Linked DNA regions of Homo sapiens: region 2 is linked to region 1. Evidence: chromatin loops called from intact Hi-C (ENCODE). Cell type or tissue: heart left ventricle. All regions are shown on one strand. Links, peaks and the distances in the headings refer to the core of each region. The heading gives the core; the rest is flanking DNA.

Region 1 (9,903 bases), core at 75-5,074:
ACGCCGCGTGTGTTCTCATTCGCACCCACATGTGGGCTAGCACCTGAGGATGGAAGCGGCGAGGAGCCGGGCGGTGTGTGGGCTTTGCTGTTTCGTGTTTGAAGGAGATCATGAAAGGGTGTGCCTGGCTCACGCGGCTCCATACTATTGCCCAGTGTTTTCCGAGCATCTCCATCCTTGGCCGCGAGTGTCACCAGCTCCCCCTGTGATGGTGAAAGGCAGTCAGGTAACTCCCTACTTCCTGGAAACTTTCTCCCTCACCGCTCTCCCCCCATATTAACAAGTTGTTTTCTTGGACGTTGCTTAGCATTTAAGGTTTTGGGGACGGGGGGTGCAGACAGGGTGGTCCAGCGGGGCTTTCTGGCAACCTCCAGGCATGACATCTCTTTCTTCTCGCCACTGCTCTGTCTCTTTGGGTGTAGTCTCTCCCTTTTCTCTCCCAGTTCCCAGAGCCTCCCTGTTTGCACTCTTCCTCTTCTCTTCCCCTGAAAGCCTATCTGTCACTGCTGGTCTCTGTTCCTTCCCTGGGTTCTTCCCAGTGATCCTCTGAAGACCAGCCTGGTGGAAGGAGTTGTCTCCAGGTCTTTTTGTCCAGCTTTTTCCCTCTGTTTGCTCCCAGCTCCACCTTTTGGGGACAGGGCCTTCACTCTTTAGAGCCAGAAGCTGCCATCCAGCCTGCCTGGTCTCCATCTATCCTGAAACCGATTTTGGGGCCAGTCTTCTCTGCTTTCCAGCATGGGTGGCAGCTTGGGGATTGTGGCCTCCTTTGGAAGAAAGAATCTTGTCAAGGGTCATGGGTTCTAGGGTGAGCCAGAGCTTTGGGGTCACAAGGGCAGTATCCATGTTTGGATTTCTCTACTGTTGACCCCATCCCTCACCTGATCCCCTCTCCCTTCTGTAGCTGATGGGCTAGTGAATGGTTTAGGAGGGAAGGAGTGAGACACAAAAGAGGGTGGTATTTGTGAAGAGTGGGGATGCAAGATGACTCCCCTCCAGGTTCTGAGACTGCGTGCTTTACCCACCTCCTCAGTCTAAGCAGCATTGAAGAGGAGAGCTCTGTAGTATTGCCCTAAGTATCACTGTCAATGGCAATGTACTGTGGTAATAATAGTGATTATTCACCTTATTCACAGGATGATAATCTTAACTAGTTTACAAGGTCTCCTCTTAGTGCAGGATAAACCCCTTCTGAACCCATTTCCTTACTCTGGTTGTTTTCTTTGGCCCCTTTGCCTCTCAGCATCTCCCTGCTGTATGCTGGGAGCAGACATTAAAAGTAGGAGTGCCAACCCCAGAGAGGTTCCTGAGAAAGGTAGAGGGGAAGGGAGCAAGGGAGCCAGCGGCTGAGAGCTCTACCTTTCCAGCAACATGCCAGCAAACGCTATGGCAACCTGAATTCCAGTTCTCTCCCTTGAAGCTGCAGTGATTATATAATTCATGGGAGCAGTTTTGCCTCCATTTCTAGATGCGGTTCCCAGGTGGAAGAGCACCAAGATCCCTGTCTCCCCTCTACTCTCCATCTTCTCTTCTTTAGTTGGTTGGCATTGCCGAGGTTGTTGGGGTAGGAGAGGGGAGGAGGGTGGTGGAGGTGGGAAGGGCAGACCTAGAACAGAATGAATATTGACAAGGAAGAGGTTGCTGTGGCTAATCACTAAAGGGGGCGGGTGAGCCATCATAGGGGTTAGAGTTTCAGGAGACAGAAGAGGAGTCTAGGACTGCCTCAGAAGATCAGTAATGGTGACGAAACAAAGAGTCGAGAACCAAAAAAGTTGTCAGTGGCGGGGGCTGTGCATTCCTCTCTTCCCGACATGCTCTGAGATGTGGAATGCACCAGTCCTTGCTCCCTCACCTTTTCCGTGGAGTGTGTGCATGTGTGAGTGTGTGTGAGTGTGTGTGTGTGTGTGTGTGTGTGTGTGTGTGTGTGTGTGTTGAGGGTCGAACTGGAGACTGGAGGTCAGTGCCTGGGAACAGCCTGGAAGTTCATTGAAGGACCAGCTTCTGACCCTGGGTTTCAGGCTGGGGTGGCACACTCAAGCCTTGCCTCGCCTCTGGTGCCCTGTCTGCTCTGGGCCTGTGCCAGCCTCCCACTTTTCTGGGCCGATTTTCTATTGCAGGCTCCAGCTAGCAAATGAGTGTCTTAATAGTCAACCATTGAACAAATAAAACACCAGAATGTCCCTTATCTGCTAGAGACAAGGCAGAGGGGAGAAACATGTGTTTGGGGAGTGCAAGACACACTGTGCTTTTCTTTTAACTACTTAGCGATTCAGCAGAATAAGAATCACTGTAATAAGGTAATAATAATAATGATCACAGTTAACTTTCTTTACAAATGGTCAGAGAACAACATTGCTCGCACATCAGCTTGAGCAGGTTAAAGAAAGCTGTGGCAATAGCTTTGCTTTTTCTTGATCCTGCATGGAGAAAACTGGAGGAAAGGGGCTATTGGAGTTCATCATATTATTCCTACTATTGGTCAGGCACTTTTTAGTGTTTTAGAATATGACAATATATTAAAAAGAGTCAATTTTTCATTATTTCCATAGAATACACACTAACAGTATTTAAGTGTGTGTGTGTATACATACACACATGGAATAAGGAAAAGCTATTTTAAATAGATCACACGAGAGGCTAATGCCCTTCAGGGACCTGGGGTGTTGAGAGAGAAGTATTGATAATGCAGTCTCCTAAGACTGTTTAAAGATTTCTTCTTCATAGTAAAGGGAGACTTGTTCTTACAGGTAGATGCTGCAGGCACAGTGCTTTGTAAATGAAATGATGAGCCGTTAGCCCCGTGGGACCATCTCTCAGTCTTGGCAATGACCTAGGTCTCTTCAATTTGTTCTTCAAATAAAACTGCTTGAGTTGGGTTCTTCTGTAAGACCTATCAAAGGGATCCAAGGAGCATACTGACTGGAGATTTCGAGGCCCTGCTCATCTTGGGATCCCTGCTTCCTAGTACAGGCCGCTGCTCAGTCCAGGGCCTCGATGCAAGGCTGAACAAATAAATGTCTGCGTGAATGAATGAATGCGACCTGGCCAGACCTGCAGTAGATGTGGCTTCTGCCTCTTCCAGTAGGTGGCGCCACAGGGCTTAGGAGTCAGGAAAGGGGCTTCAGGGTCCGCCTGGTGATGAAAGGTGTAGGGGGAGTTTAGAGCTTGTGACCTGTTGGGGCTGTGCTGCTTCCATCAGGCCCACACCTGCCCCGGCACAGGTAACCCAAAAGACCAGTGTGTCTCCGTGCCGCCGCACACACTGGAGGCCCTCGCGGCATCACTGAGGGACCCAGGTCCCACAGTGACCTCTCCACCCTGTTGTAATGAGAACTCCTTTGGAGCCCACCCAGTCCGTCGCAGGCTCTTCCCACAGACGTCTGTTCCCTTCCAGCACAGACAGCATCCCGCCGAGCCTGGAGGAAGCCTTTTGGGTGAATCGCTGAACTTGGTATGGCCAGATGTTAATTTTCTCCCTGATTTTTCACTGATGGTTTAGTAACCAGAGGGCCCGGTGGTGCCCAAGCCCAGTGGAGCATGGGGTGACCTGAAGCATGGGATCTGGGAACCCAGACCTGTGCAGTCACAGAGCTTGCCAGCCAAAGGCAGGAGGACATTTTCCTAACTTTAATAGGGAAAAGAACACAAAAACAACTGGGTGCACTTCACAGTTGATTTCCGTTTATGAGTCTGCCTGGATCTCCTGCTGGGTAATGGCAGAAAAGCTCAGGAGACCCAGGTTAGGAAGTAACTGAGATTTGTTCTAATTTCCAGTGATGTTTTCCAGCGCCTGGCATTTTCTTTTCTATTCCTTTCTTCACTCGGTTTTCTTAGTTGTGTGGCAAGTTCCATGAGGTCTGAGAAGCCCTTGGCACTGTGCTAAGAAGGGGTGAGTGGCTGGCAGCACTTTCTTCCTTTTACAGTAATTCCTCCCGCCTGATACAGCAGCTGTTTGTTCTGTAGGAGGTACAGGTCAGCCGGCGTCATCTCACCTCTTCCTTGCTGGGACCCTGAAATCAGTGCTGAGCATTCAGATTTAGCAGACAATTTTATTTTCCAATATGGACTACAGAAAGCTGATAGACTGTTTGCGAAACACCTGGAGACTTAACAACAAGCCTAATTAACAAAATAATCACACTGATTTCATCTGTTTCTAGATTCCATCCTCACAGTTGCCTAGGTTAATGTTGGGCACTGTGGAGGAGAACAGAAGATTGGTTTTAAAAAAAAAGGCATGGGGAATTGTTTTGCAACATATCAGGTGCCAAATATTTAGGGACAGAAGTGCTAAACATTCTGATAATGAAATAACACTCTGAGCCATGGCTGTCATTATTAAAATAATTTAGTAAACACCTGTTTACATGTACCTCAAGGTTAGATACCACGTAAAACAAGTAAAAGTGACAGGATCCCTCGGGGAAAATGGAATGGAATGTTTTTCGGTGTCATTTCGAAGCCGGGTGTGTAGACTTAAACTGAACCCACTGCAGAAAAAGCAAAATGGAAGGCTGAAATAATGAATGCCATCATTTGAACTGAAACCTGGGCACTCCAGAAGAGCTCTTCTCTGTGTTTTAATTCCTAGATGGGGTGCTTATTTGCTCAAGACCAGGCTTTCCTGAGCCTGTGTAGACACGGGCCTGGAGCAGGTAGACAGACCCTCTTGGTTTCTATAGTTGAGGCACCCCTGGAGGCAGCTGTTTATCATGGCAGGAAGGGAAGTGGATGCATTCTCTACTGCCCCCTTTCCCCTGCCGAATTCAGGCAGGACCCGCGCAGGTCCCTGGAGAACCTTGCTTCAGTGCTAGCTGTGTGTACCGTGTGGGCAGGACCCCAGCTGGGAGATGGGGAGCCCAGGATGACCCCACAGAAAAGCAGAGCTGTGAGATGGCTGGAGCCTCCGAGAGCTGAGATGCAGAAGGTGAGGGGAAGCCAGAGGAGCCCCAACTCCCTAGGGTGTCTGGGAGGGTTTGGGGAACAAGGTCATCAGGGTAGTCAGTTACTCCTTGTGGAGCTGAACTGAATTTAAGTTGGGATTGTAGGGACTGTAGGAGAGAAGTTTGGGCCTGGAGCTCAGGAGTCGGACCGAGGTTGAAAATAGACCCTTCCTTCCCTGGAAGCCGAGGGAACTAGAGGAAGGGTTCATCTGGCTGAAGCAGAGGGTGAGGAAAGCGGGGGTTAACTGGCAAGAAACCCAAACCTCTCAGCCCCTCCCCTCCCCAAAACCCCACAGAACAGTTCTCTGCAAAACACCTTCACTTTAAAATGGGCTTCTTGTGCTATACCCTGTGTGTATAGGGGGCAAGGGGCTAGGCTCTGGTTCGTTAAAGGGTTTGTCAAACATAGAATAAATGTAATGTCTCTTTGGGAATTTACTTTCTAGGATCAGGACATTTTATGGGTAAAGGAACCTTAGAGACAATCCTCATTTCCAGTTGAGAAAACAGAGGCCCCTAAAGGTTCATGGAGGCAGGGATGTAACTAAATACAAGGTCTTCAGTCTCTTCATCCTCCTGCCTGTACCACACTTGGTGCTGGCCCCCTGAGAGAGCATTGTTAGTGCTTCTGGCTAAATTTTGCTTGGTAGATCTTTCAACCTCTCTATTCTTCCTCCCCCTGCCTCCACCTTTGTACTGCCTTAAAATAATTTCTGCGATGTTAGATTTAGGAATGGAGTTGGAAGGGTGGGGTGGGGGAAATCTATCATTGGAAAGGTTTAAAAACACTTTCTTAGGCTACAGAGTAGAAGTTCATACATGTCCACAAGAAACTCCTGCAAAATTCAGATCACGATTTTGTCTGCAAACAGATCTGCCTCTAAGCCTTTTTTATTTGCTCACTTCCTCTCGGCCCCAATCTAGGCTTGTTTCAGCCCCTTTGCGAGAGTGGGATGGGGATGGGAAGCCGGGCTGTGCTGTGGGACTTCCCTGGTGAGCTGCTGGGATTCTTCATGGACCAGCTGGCATTACCAGTAGCTGGGGTATAGACACACAGATCAGCCCCAGGGTAGAGACTGTGAGACAGGCTGCCACAGACTCCACCTGAGCTGGGCGACCAAGGGCGTCTTTCTGCTCCCATGTCAGGGTTGGTCTCCTAGGACCCCCGGCCTACTCCCAGGAGACATTCCCAGCAGTGGTGGTAGACTCAGCCCATGGAAGAGAATCACTAGGACCTGCCTCTGACATTCCCATCTTCCTTGAAGTGTTCATTGGCTGACTTGTTTCATACTCTTTCAAGTCATCTCTGAGAAACTGGAAGGCCTCTGAGGCTGACTCGGTCTAGCTTGAAGACGGAGGCATGAGCCAGGCTCATGCTTAGAGATGTGGCTTTTGAGTTCCCTGGAGGAAGCCATCATTTCAGAACATAGTGTTGTGATAATTTCATGAAATATTCAAGCTGCCAATTTGCCAACAGGGGTTTCTTTTAATACACTCGGCTACACTTGGTGTTGCCCACTTGAACCTAGCTAAAAGGAAAATAAAATAATCTTGTCTCCTGTCCTTTAGAGAACCAAGCCAAAATCTAGACAGTGAATGAATGTTCTTCTCCATATTGCCTGTGGGCAGAAATGTTGACTTGAGTACTCAATTAAGCTCTATTTACTTTATAACCATTGTGTCATGTACAGTCATTTATATTCCTTTCTTTCTTCCAAAATAATCTACGTTGGGCTAAAACCTTTCAAAGACATTAACAAAAGTAACAAAGTAAATAGCTAAAGAATAAATAAGGCTGTAGGCTAGAGAAATGACTTGGGTCTTGGGTCACATTCTTTGACTTCATCTCTTTCTCTGAGAGTTCAGAAGGAATCAAATCCCTTTTTTTTTTTTTGTCTGTAAAGTGGAGATAATAATCCTTAGCCAATTCACTTCGCAGGGCAGCTGTGAGGATCCAAATAGGAGAATGAGTGTATATCGCTGTTCAAACATCAGCTACTCTTATTCTCCCCATCAGCGAGCAGAGCACCAGAGTTTGGAAAAGCAACGCCATGAAGTAACATTCACAGCATTTCAAACAACTTTGGAGGTGTTGTGGGAGGGCTGACATTATTCAATATTTTAAAGGTGAAAATGTAAAACAAAGAGAAACCAGAGTCTGAGGTGGTCTGGCTGATACCAGAATAATCAGGGAGGAAGTGAACCATTGGTTGAGATGGGCCTGGTATTTTGCCCTCCAGAGAGTCTAGGAGCCTGTGGCCAGTAGGCTCCCAGGACGGTGGAGCCATGTGCACTGCTGGCACTGCTGCTGTTTCCAAGCTGAGGGTGAGGACATGGGGATGCAGGGTATCCGACGCCTGGCAGCTGTCCACCTGCCATGCTGCTGTCCCCTCACTGCCACCACACATGGCTGCCTGGCTTCGGCCTCAAGTCCAAAGCCACGCTGGCCTGAAGTCCTTTCATGGCCTGAAAATAGGGCCATTGAGGGCAGGAAGAACACCACCTGGGCAACCAATGTCTCCTCACTTTTGAACGTGAATTCCCCAAACCTAAACCCAACTTCCCAGTACAGGAGGACGGGCTGGAAAATAAAACTTTGCTTCAAAAGTAAACTTTGGGTTTGGAAAATAAACTTATTTATTTTTCATAGCCAAAATGTTGCAGGTTTGGAGATAGAGGGGACAGTTCTGTGTAGCTCCCTAAGACACTGATCAAAATAGGAAAGAGCTTTAACATTATAGTCTAAGTGACAGGATTAGTTTTAGTTTCCCAAAGCAAAAATAATCCCATCATCAAAAAGTATGCTGGGAAACTTTCGCACTTTCGCATTTGTTTGCACCTTGTTCTACCCCCAGCTCTGGTCCTGTGATCTGTGGAGCCATATATGTTTTAATTTTTCTCTAAAGAAAAAAAGCTGTATTGAGGTATAACATCTACCTTGTTATAATTTTAAAATAGAGCAAGAGTAATAGCCACCATTTATTGAATGCCTAGCATGTGTTAGACAATGTTCTTGGTGCTTCATGTGCTTAATATGTTTTATCCTTACAGTAATCCTACCACGTGGGTTTTAATTATATTTTTTAGATAAGGAAACTGAGGACCAAAGTCTTAAGCAATGTGGCCACAGCCACCCAGACAGTGTTGGGGCTGGGAATTAAATTCAGGTCTGTCGGACTTTCAAAACATTTGCTCTTTCTGTTACTTCTCCCCATGGAGAACAGTAGAAAGAGAAACCCACTATCTCTCTATCCTGGGAAAATGACCTTGTCCTTGCCTTCTGGAACCTGGCTTAGATTTGCCTTGTGGAAGCTCAGAGCTGGAATCCTTGTTCTTACTTGATGGCTGCATGTTGTCGTGGTACCCCGCCTCCCCTCCTGGTCCCGTCCTCTGGCTTTCTTTCCCCTTATTCCCAGGGTTTCTGCCAGGGCCCTCCTTGCTTCTTCACATCTCCTCACAGGCCTTCACAGACCACCTAGGTCAGTACACCTTGTCTCCCGGGGGACCCATTTGTGGCATGGCCTTGCTTCACCACCCATTCTTGGAATATTTCCTCAGTCACTCCCTCCAGGAAAATAGACACTCTCCATTCTCAAACGAGATTCCCGTGAGTCCCGGGGACCATCCCTGTAAGCTGAGCTCTCCAGACTTCATGCATTATTTATTTATTTATTTTGAAATAGCAGCTTTGTTGAGGTATAATTCGCATACCGTAAAATTTACCCTTTTGATGTGTATGATTCAGTGGTCTACCTACTTCCCCAATATTTTCATCACCCGCAAAAAATACCCTTTACCCATTGGTAGTCACTTTTCATTCCCCTCTCTCTCCAGCCCTTGGCAACCATGAATTTACTTTTGTCTCTATGGATTTTCATGTGTTATTGACAGCAATAATAATTCCTTTTTTTTTTTTTTCCTGAGGTGTAGTCTCGCTCTGTCACCAGGCTGGAGTGCAGTGGTACGATCTCGTCTCACTGCAACCTCCGACTCCCTGGTTCAAGCGATTCTCCTGCCTCAGTCTCCTGAGTAGCTGGGACTACAGGCACCCACCACCATGCCTGGCTTATTTTTGTATTTTTAGTAGAGATGGGATTTCACCATGTTGGCCAGGATGGTCTCCATCTCCTGACCTCTTGATCCACCCGCTTGGCCTCCCAAAGTGCTGGGATTACAGGCGTGAACCACTGTGCCCAGCCAACAGCAATAATAATTCTACAGTTGGAGTTTGCTGTGTAGTCTGACTGTTGATAACATATCTCACAAATTTCAGACCTAGATAGGTCATGACAATTTACATGATAAATGATGACATTGAAAGGAAGCACGTGAAATTAGGGAGCTGGCTGTCATTTGGAGGTGGGATTAAGCGTTTTCTTTCAATTATACAAAAAAGTGGTTTTAGCATTTTTCAAAGGTATCTTAGCATAATGTCTTCAAGGTTCATCCACGTTGTACCATGTGTCAGGACTTCGTTCCTTTTTATGGCTGAATAGTATTTCATTGAAAGCACACGCCACATTTTGCTTATCCATTCTTCTGTTGATGGACACTTGCGTTTTCACCTTTTGGCTATTGTGAATGGTGCTGCAATGAACACCAGTATTCAAGTATCTATTTGAATCCATTTTTAGTTATTTTGGGTTTACCTAGGAGTGGAATTGCTGGCCCTGCAATATGACTTTTTAGCTTTAAGAGCCCACTTCCTTGGGTAGTGCCCCAAATTTGAAGCCCACGTAGATGAGACTACAGCATTAGGAAATCCTATTGTGTCAGTAGTGAGGGTTTGGTATTTAGTCTGGGCTCCCAGTTCCTATACCAGAAATTTGACTTTAATTGGTGTTTCACAATCTGACAGCTGCCTTTTGATGAGGAGTGACTGATACTGCCTCTGTTCAAAAAAACAAAATGAAACAAAAACGAAACAAAAAAAACCGGTGTCTCTATATCCAGTTCAGCTTTC
Region 2 (9,903 bases), core at 2,471-7,470, 200 kb after region 1:
GGCTCATTGCAAGCGCCGCCTCCCAGGTTCACGCGATTCTCCTGCCTCAAGCTCCGCCTCCCGGGTTCACACCATTCTCCTGCCTCAGTCTCTCGAGTAGCTGAGACTACAGGCGCCCGCCACCACGCCTGGCTAATTTTTTGTATTTTCAGTGGAGACGGGGTTTCACCGTGTTAGCCAGGATGGTCTCGATCTCCTGACCTCGTGATCCACCTGCCTCGGCCTCCCAGAGTGCTGGGATTACAGGCGTGAGCCACTGCACCCGGCCTGCCTTGCCTTCTCTTTAGATTCCTCAAGGACAAGGATGCATCAGTCCATCTCCCTGAGGCATGGACAGTGCCTCACAGAGCCCACCCAGTCAGTATCTGCGGAGTTCATTTGTCTTCTGTGCTCCACCTGGCCAGCATCAGCACTGAGCACTCCAGGAAGAGACATTTCCAACCCTGGGCCGTTCACCTCCCAGCACCTGGAGTTGGGAGCACTCAGCTTATTAACAGGGCAGAAACTCCCAGGTTGCACGCACAGCACCGAATCCTGAAGGGCACAGGCCAAGACCCTCTCTCCATCCCGAGACCTTTAGTCAGGATTGTGGGTGTGGTTGATGACAGCTGATATCTGGGTAGCAATTTATGGTTCACTGAACACTTTTACATCCATGATCTCATTTGATCTTCATAGCAACTACTCAGGGGGACAAACTGGGTGATGGCCTACGCTGTAGCTGAAGTGGAGAGAGACTGGCACCTCCTCCAAGGCCATGCGTTAAATACCCACTGAGCCAATGGAGCCCTGGTCATCCATCTCTAATCCAGTGACCTCCCAACCCCAGCCGGCCCTCCTGACTTGATCATTGTGGTGATGCCAGTGCTGTAGCCTTGGGCACTCATTCCATTGTCTAATGACCCTCACTGTCCAATAATTCTTTTTTGTCTGTAATGGAAATTCCACATGCTTTAGGGGTTTGTTCTGCTCTCAGTGGAGATGACGACAAGCCACCCAGAATAATAGCTCTACTTTTTAGTCTTCAGCCTTGAAGCTGTCCTCTCCCTAACCAGCCCAGGCTGGCTCTTCTGTCCTTGTGGGTTTGCTGGAACACAGACCATCCCATCCACCCTGGTGACTTCTACCACATCCTGCACTTAGAGCAACTTCCAGCATGACGCAGAAGGAGGGACAGTGTGTTCTGCGTTGGCTCAGCCCGTCTGCAGAACAGTCATGTCACTTTGGAAGAGCCTGAGTTTGAGAGGGATGTGTGTCTGCTCATATGAATACTTCTTGATCATTTAGTTTCTGTCATCAGTATCTGGGGAGTGGAGAATCGTTGCTGAGGGCTTCTGAAGAGCAGGGGAGAAAATAGATCACGTTGACAGTCAGCATAAGGTCATGGGGGTGAAGGGCAAAGGGAAGCTGAGTTGCTGCTGGACAGTGTGGTCTACTGACATGTCTCCTGGGATCGTGACCATCATGAGGGCAGGCGGTCAATGGCTGGTCAGAGCTATACCCAGCTTTCTAGTACAGTGATCCTAAAGGACATGGCTGAAGCGTGTTGAAATCCTCCTTTGTAATGAAAATTCTCCCCTGCAAGGGGAGAAGTAGCTTCTATGAAATTTCCAGCAGAGGTTTCCAAGCCAGGGAGGTTGAGGTAGGTCAGGGAGGCCGCAGGTGCTTATCTAAGTGGCACTGCCACAGTCTTTGAGTTTCCATTACTGGCCTCCTGGATTCAGTGGAGTCCTGCTAGACGTTGTCATTGCAGGGCAACCAAACCCAGCCCCGGGCCCATGGGAATGAACATACATATCTTCTAATGGTTAGAGAAATAAATTGCTTTATAACCAAAATACCCTTTTGGTTATGTGTCTCTCTTGGAAAAATAATCAGAAACAGCTGCCCTGCAGTTCTCCAGAGAATGGAGTCTTCCTAGTTTCCATGAAGCGAAAATGTTTCGGAAATCAGAACTGAATGAGGCTGGGGCGAGAGGTGGGGCTGAGGATGGACTCCTGGCACCTCCTCTGATTGATCCTAAATCACTTTCTCACTCTGGCCTTCGGTTTCTGCATCTGTTAAGAGGGCTAATGAAACCTGTTTCTTACTGCAACTTGACACCATGAAAATTTAGTCTCTCATCTGCAGCAGGCTTAGGCAAAGTGGCTGGCCACATAAAACAGCTTGAATCCTTGAGCATGGTGGATGGAGTTTGTTTAATGAGTGAAGCTGTGTAGCCCACTCCATGTCTGTCCTACCATTAAAATTTTTATTGTTATTTGTGAAGTATCCACTGGAGTTCAGAAAAAGACTGCACACCACTAAATCAAGTTGGCTCAGCTCCTGCTGCGGTTAAAATGAGTGCTGTAACCCCAATTAATAACGATTTTTTTCCACCAGAGATGGCTGCTTGGATGAATGTATTATTTGCTGGGGGCTCTTGTGGGGCTTGCTTGAAGTGTGTAAATAGTCCGCCTGAAAAAGAAAGTCCAAAAAAGGGCTGGTTTAGACAGAGTGGCCTCTGCAATCTGGCCACAGTCAAAGGCTTCTTCACATCAGCAGCTCTGATACGATACACAAACGTTTGGGTTGTAGGACAGTGTAGAAAGAGGACCCTCTGGGAGGCCAACGTGCTGAGTGGAAGGTGGAAGGACATGGAAAGCAGCAACCGTGCAGCTGAGGCTAAGAAGCCCCGGAGCAGGCTTGGGGGCTTCTTGTGTGAGTCATCATTTGTCCTCCACTGTCTATCAAGAAGCAGGGACAAGAGTTATGCACTTTAAATGTCAAGGTTGCCTTTGTAGGTGGTAGAGGCCTGGTGGGTTCCAGGAGATTATTCAGGTTCTATGTAGAGCAAATTCCAGATCAGATGAAGGTGTTTGTGCGGGGACAGCTGTATGTTTTCTGTTACAGACCTGTTAGGTCAAACCCCTTCTTTCTTTTTTCTAAGCTCTTACTCTTCCCCAGTTTTTACTTCCCAAGACTTTCTTGGGTCCTTCCAAGTCCTCCTTAGAGGATGGCACTTTGCTGGGTCCATGGGTTTAACTTTTTTTTTTTTTTTCAGTCTTTCCCATACATTCGAGTTAGCTTGAAAGTGTTGATGGCCCTCTCCCGCAAAAGGAATATCATTTACTCCCTACCCCTTGTGTTACATGGGCAGGGGAAGGAGGGAGTTTCTAGCTCATGTTCCCGGAAGGGAAGGTATGGCAGGAACACATCCCACTTTTCCCTGTCTCTTTATGCCCTTGTCCCCAGGGGAGAAGTGACCTATCTGACTGGTGAGTTTGGTGTAGCCCCTTCTGGGACTCTCTTTTGAATCCACTTATCCCCAAAGAAGGGTTCACCAAGTTATTGGGACTGATCTGGCCCTGTGGGGAAAACCTGTGATGGTCTCACCTTCTGGCAGGGTAAGTACATTTAATAGTGGTTGAAATATTAGGAAGTCCTTCGAAGCCCGTCTAAGCCACTTCCTCCATTTTATAATTTGTTTCTAATCAAGCTTTTGGTTTGATTTAATCTGTGTGTCCTATATCTTACTTCTTAATTGGTTCTGAGTTTATAAGGGGCAGAAAGGATGATTATTTATTGGCTGCCACCCAAAGGCTTAGAACTCCTCCTTGGTCATTGACTGATCCATGTGGAAGGCTCTCCAAGCAGCTCTGGGTACAGTGGAGGCCAAACATATGTGCATACTTTTCCCCACCAGGGTACTATTTGCAAGTCATTGGAACCTAAGTCCGTGGCTTCTGTTTTCTAAGAACATCTGCTGTGGAAATGCTATTCTTTTCCTCTTTCTTCATCCCTGAAATAATGATACCTTCCTCGCAGGAGGGTGTTGAGGATTAAATAAAATCAAGCACATTCACACACGTAGGTAGTCAGTAAATGTCAGTTTCTGCCTCTCCGTCCATCCACTGGTAACCTACATTGTTTAAGTAGCGCTTACCACTATTCATTCTGATGTCCAAAGTATGCCTCTCATGTTGCAATGGAAGATTTCTTCTATCTCATTGGGAGCACTTAATAACCTTTAATACATGATGTGAAAACCTTCTGTCTCACATGCCTGATTTATGGGATCACTGGAGAGAGAAAACTTTGAAACCAACAGGGAAGTAAGGGATGCGTACTGAGTGGGAGAAGCAACAGTACTGGGATCCAGGGGAGGGCTGGATGGGAAGGGCTCAGTCATGGATAGGACTGAGGGTGTGCTGGTGAGCCTGGAAGCCATCACTGGGTGACCAACCTCACCTGGGCACTTCTTAGTTTGGATGTGCCTTATTTAAAGTAAAACTTGACACAGTCCAGAAAAACTCGCAATGCAAAAACAACTCACTTTTCTGGAGCTTTACTGTGTGTGCCCAGCACTGTGCTCACCACTCGAGAGCCCCTAGGCAGGCACCCTCCCTCCAGTTGTTCTCAGGGAGTGGGGTGGAGAGTATCAGTACAGAGGAGAGCCTCAAACGACCCCAGACTCTGTCTGTCAGTATGCTTCTGGAGGATGTAGGCTGAGTCTTATCTTCTCAACCGCCAGTTGTCTGTAGTGGCCCTTCCATTTCATGTCTTCCTTAGACACATACTCCAGTCTGTTGTTTTGAGTGTTGGCTGTGAACTCTGTAACCCTGTATTTTCTGTTTTCCTCTTAGTATGAGAACGAAGGTGTGGGCCCGGATTGCCCCATTACTCTTGTGTCCTGTGCACCTTTTGTATCGTGCTGCGGCAAACTGGCACAGGGGATGTCAGCTCCGCACCCTCTGCTGTGGATTGTCCAGGGTCCAGGCTTCCCCTTCCTACTGCTCACCCCTGTCCCCTTTGCTGTTAACACCTGCCCGTGGGATAAGGGAAAAGAAAAAAGCCACTCAAACTACTCCATTGTGAGATTTGCTATGGAGTCAGGGCTGAAGTGGGGTTGGTTGACTTGCAGAATCTGTGAATGGGGGACGATATATGTTGAGAAAGTGCCTGGGTGATTCTGATACGTCCCATCTACACTTTGAGAACTACAGGTTCATTACCACTGCCAAGAAAAAGATCTTTTCATATCCCCCCGTCCTCTCTTCACTTGGATGGCAGTTGAGTCTCTGAAAGAGATTCATCCCGAAGGTCTTTTAAGTGAAGAGAGGCAAAGCTTAGCTTAGTATTTCCTTTCTGAAGAGCACATACCCCTGTGTAAAATTGAGGAGCAACAGCCTTAAATGGAAGCAGCTGTGATTCCCCGCCCCTGTGAAGGGGCTGTGGCCCTGCAGATGCCACGGCTGTGGATGCGTAGAGCTTGGGTACCCTCCCTGGCTTCATGGCTGACCTGCTGTGTGACCTTGGGCAAGTCAGATTTCCTCTCTGTTTGCCATCTGCAAAATATGGATACAGACCCGTGCTCCCTCCTGGTTTTACTGAGGTACTGTGAGAGCCAGTGAAATCACGGTTATGGGATGCTCAGCATTCTGCTGCAGAAAAAAAAAAAAAAAAAACCTAGTTACTAGGAAAGCACCATTCCCCAGGTGTGGGAGTTCTCAGTACCTGTGTGGAGTTTGCTAACAGACCTGGGGTCATTCGGGGTGTGACAGGCAGGCCCTCTCTCCTAGATCCAGGTCCATTTACTAATGTCCTTGCCCATCCATGCCTGCAAGAAGGAAGAGATGTCTGAACTGCCAGGAGGTGGTGGCTACAGATGGTCCCTGGCACAGCAAGAAGGCAGTGCCAATCAAAGGAGGTCGGCCTCTTCAATTAGAACTCTGAGCAGATGGGGCTGAGGCAGCCAGAAGGGGCACTTCCCAGTTTACTAAGTGTGTGACAGTAAGCTGGTGGCCTTCAGAAGACCAGGAGGGTCACCTGGTTCATTTCCTTTCTGGAAGGAAGGGCAGTGTTTAGGATAAGTCAGATGAGATTCCTCCTCATTGGACAGATAATAAGCTTTATTGTGAGTTAAGCAATATGCTTGGCCCTACGGATATCACATTAAACAAAATAGACCTGACCCTGACCTTACTAGTTTACAATCACACGATCCTGACCTTACTAGTTTACAATCACAGGATCCTGACCTGACTAGTTTACAATCACACGACCCTGACCTGACTAGTTTACAATCACACGACCCTGACCTTACTAGTTTACAACCACACGACCCTGACCTGACTAGTTTACAATCACACGACCCTGACCTGACTAGTTTACAATCACACGACCCTGACCTGACTAGTTTACAATCACACGATCCTGACCTGACTACTTTACAATCACACGATCCTGACCTTACTAGTTTACAATCACACCTCCTGTTTCTTGCCACTTGCACACAACTCAGGGATGGGGTAGGAGGAGGAATATCATAAATGCAAATTCCTGTGCCTTACACTGGAGCTACTAGATCAGACTACCTGGAGGCTAAGCCCAGGAATCTACATTTTTAACAAGCTTCATAGTTCAGCCTTGCACATATTAAATTTTGAGAACTGGTTACTTCTCCATCAATGCATGGGGTAATCAGTCACCTTGGGCACATTGGTGTCTTAAAAATGACTTAAACACATAATTGGAACTGTTTTGCTAAGTCTAGCCTGTGTCTACGTTGCTAGAAAAGCCCTTTTTCCCCTTATTCTGATGGTATAGAAGAAAACAACTGCTTAAATCAAATGAATTAATGTGTTGATTGAGCTTTCATTACCTGTCTAGCTTCATGCTGTTTGGAAAATAAATATAAAAGCTATAATCCTGGCCCCTGATGAGCGTACAGGGTTCTTGAGTTGATAAAACACACCAGTTAACCAGTTAGAGATGACGAGAAGATGGTGCAAGATTAAGAGCCAGGACGTAAAGCAGATGGCGCGTTTCCAGGGGTAGAGAAATGAGGACATCGGCAGGTCAGCATTGCAGCCACATCCTTTCTAGCCATCCTCAGATTCCAGCCTAATGATCAGTTGTAAACTCCTAAAGAACTTAAAAAAAATCCTGGAAAAATTCAGGAGATTCAGGGTGTAGTATAGGAATCTGTTTGATTAAAACACTCCACAGGTGATTCTGATGGGTGTTTCCAGGTTTGGAAACCAGCATGCTACCTTTTAAAATAGTAAATGGATTAGTTATCTCTTTTTTAGAGGGGGCATGAGAACAACAGTTCCTTTATCCATTCTTCTATTACACCAGATATGTTACAGTTGCACTCAAAAATCGTGGTGACTCAACACAACAGAATGTAAACCCAATCAGGACGGGGGTGGCTCTGCTCCATATTGTAGGGGACCAGGGCTTTGCTGTCTTCGTTGGTGGCTTTCCAGGCCTCCCTGGGTGTTAACATCCAGCACTCAGACAGTCACAGAGGAATGAACACAGTTGTTTGTAATGGCGGCCAAGATCGTCCAGGCCCGGAAGTTGTGACTATCACTTTCACTGACATTTCACTGGCCAGAAGTCAGCCATGGGCCACACCTGTCTCCAAAGGAGGTTGAGAAATGTAGTCCAGCTGAGTACCCTGGAGGACGGGACCAGGCTGTGGTGGGACAGTTCAGTCTTCTCTAGCACAGCGGTCTCCAACCTTTTTGGCACCAGGAATCAGTTTCGTGGAAGACAATTTTTCCATGGAGGACCGAGAGGGGATGGTTTTGGGATGAAATTGTTCCACTTCAGATCATCAGGCATTAGATTCTCATCAGGAGCATGCAACCTAGATCCCCAGCATGCACAGTTCACAATAGGGTTTGCTCCCATGAGAATCTAATGCTGCTGCTGATCTGACAGGAGCTGGAGCTCAGGCTGTAATGCTGGCTTGCCCACCGCTCATCTCCTGCTGTGCAGCCTGGTTCCTAACAGGCCATGGACCGGTACCTGGGGGCTGGGGACCCCCGCTCTAGCGTGTTCCCTTCCTCTCCAAGTCTTTAAGCATTTTCATTGATCTCTTCTCCTCCAGATTCTCCCAGGTTCTCAAGCAGTGAGGTTCCAAACTAAGGTTTAACTCTCTAGTCTTCAGAATGTTCTTTTCTAACTGTTAGAACTGCAAAGACAGCCTTGAAATGGTATATTCTTTATACCTGTTGCCTCCACTTCACTTGGTCTTACTGTTAGGTTTAACCTTAGGAAATCACTGATATTTTTTGACCTACAGAAGCGGCATTTTCATACAAGTGAATGCTACACTCTCAACTTGATTGAAGAGCACCCTCAATCTGCCTTCAGCACGTGCACTCCCACTCTGCAGTAGGCAGAGGTTTGAGAACCAAGCCAAAGGAAAGAGAAGAGGGAGGCAGAGTTTCTTTGTACTACATCTCATCACCTGCTGTGTTTGGGGTCTGCCCTGTCCCACCATAGTAAAGCTCATATCCCACCTCTTCCTGAAACCTTAATAATGACATCTTATTTCTGGTTATTTGCCAGAAGCTTTCACACACATGATCTCATTCATTGCTTTGAGGAATTCGCTTGTTTCCGCCTCTCAATTTATGAGATAATGAGAGTTATGTAATAATTCCCTTCTTCAGTTTAACTGCCAGGAAACTTAGGCCAGCATTTGTGATTAGTCAGAATAATTTTACTGTGTGTTTTTGGTTGGTATATATTGTTTTAAAATATGTATTTTACTCATTAATTTTTGAAAACTCATTTTTTCCTCAAGTTTTTTTTTTAAATGTGAAATTTTAAAAATCTCAAGTTCTTAAAAAATGATGTGGGATAAAACAACTAAATTTAATTATATCATCGTCTTTGGAGGACGGTGTTATCTTCATCTTGCATATGTAGAACCTGAGGTCCATAAAAACCAATTTTCCGAGCCCATAAGGCTCCTCAGTGGGGTAACTGGGACTGGGTTTCCCAACCAGATTTAATCCAGGGCCCCTTCTGCTGTATCAATGCTGCCCTTCCAGACTGTCCCTTTCATCATCACTTTAATCTCTTCCCTCTCGATTTCAGATAACTCGTATTTTAAGACGCCTGAATATTTTCTATCTTATTATTGTAGATATGTGAGCATCAGCTCCTTAAAGTTACCGAATATTTCTGATCAAATTCTGGTTATTTTTGTCTCATTAAAATGAATATTTAAGTTTTCAGGAGAGAAGAAGGCACAAATCTCCCTTAAAAAGTAATCCATTTGAGAGATGGATTAATAAAGTAATATTATGAATTCAATATAAATTAACATATGTGTTTTCAAATTCCAAAAATAGATGAGGGAGATGGAATTACACTAGTGAGTTCAGCATGATTCCTAACCAAGGCCTTTTCATAAGTGGAAGTCTTTCACCTGGCCCTGGGGAAATCACGGAACTCAATATTTCCTTCACTTAATTGTTTTTCTTTTCCATTTAAGGAAAGGTAGCTTAAAGCAGTGGTTCTCAGAATATGGCCCTGAACCAGCTGCATCAAAATCACCTGGGAACCTACTAGAAGTGCCGATTCTACAAAAAGGAAGCTCCCCACACCCCGCCCTGCCCCACACGGGACCCAGCAGTTTGTGTTCTAACAAGCCCACCAGGTTTTTGTGATGTATGCTGAAGTTTGAGACTGGTTAGCTTAAAACAGCCTCTGAGAGGGGCTGCAAGCCACTCTTTATTTGGATCATAACTAAGTAGTTAAAACATCCCTGAGTGAATTCAAAATGCTAATGAGGAAAATTAATGTCTTTATCAAAAAAAGAAAAAAAGAACAAAACAAACCTCAGGAGACCAGAAGTAAGTTGCCTCTTTAAGAAGCAGAGCCGCTTTGAGATGTTGCAAGGGGGAGCTAAGAGCAGGGCAGAATTTTCCAGTGTCTTTTGACAGGAGGAAGTGGTTGGGGACGACTTATTTTTTTGGCCCGGAGACAGCCTGTCATTATTAGACTAAGCATTGTATCAGATCTAAGTGTGTAGCTTTCTTAATGTAATGCAGAGCAGGAGCTATACGTTTTGTTTTGTTTTTCATTTTATCAGTAAGAATGAGTGCATTACAGCCT

What was found. A loop is a pair of places that touch in the nucleus more often than their neighbours do. Peaks named below come from ENCODE experiments on the same cell type or tissue, not always from the same donor. Only the 100,000 strongest peaks of a DNase experiment are listed, where the experiment ranks them.
Region 2: it touches region 1 in a loop (2.5-fold over the local background); 10 of 110 quality-filtered maps call a loop at or near these places.

Annotation. Positions count from the first base shown.
Region 1 is chr12:2,054,310-2,064,212 of GRCh38, forward strand. All of the region lies in intron 1 of CACNA1C (calcium voltage-gated channel subunit alpha1 C), which reads left to right. Among named protein-coding and RNA genes, the nearest start is that of CACNA1C, 6.3 kb to the left of the region's middle. In heart left ventricle, for the core only: CTCF peaks have their summits at 3,072 (motif pointing right) and 3,274; a DNase peak (open chromatin) is centred at 3,092; H3K4me3 peaks cover 3,187 bases; H3K27ac peaks cover 3,401 bases.
Region 2 is chr12:2,249,840-2,259,742 of GRCh38, forward strand. The region is part of intron 3 of CACNA1C (calcium voltage-gated channel subunit alpha1 C); the gene reads left to right. Among named protein-coding and RNA genes, the nearest start is that of CACNA1C-IT3, 15 kb to the right of the region's middle. RefSeq lists enhancers at 5,602-6,103, 6,104-6,603. In heart left ventricle, for the core only: no CTCF peak of the experiment used is centred there; no DNase peak of the experiment used is centred there; H3K27ac peaks cover 917 bases.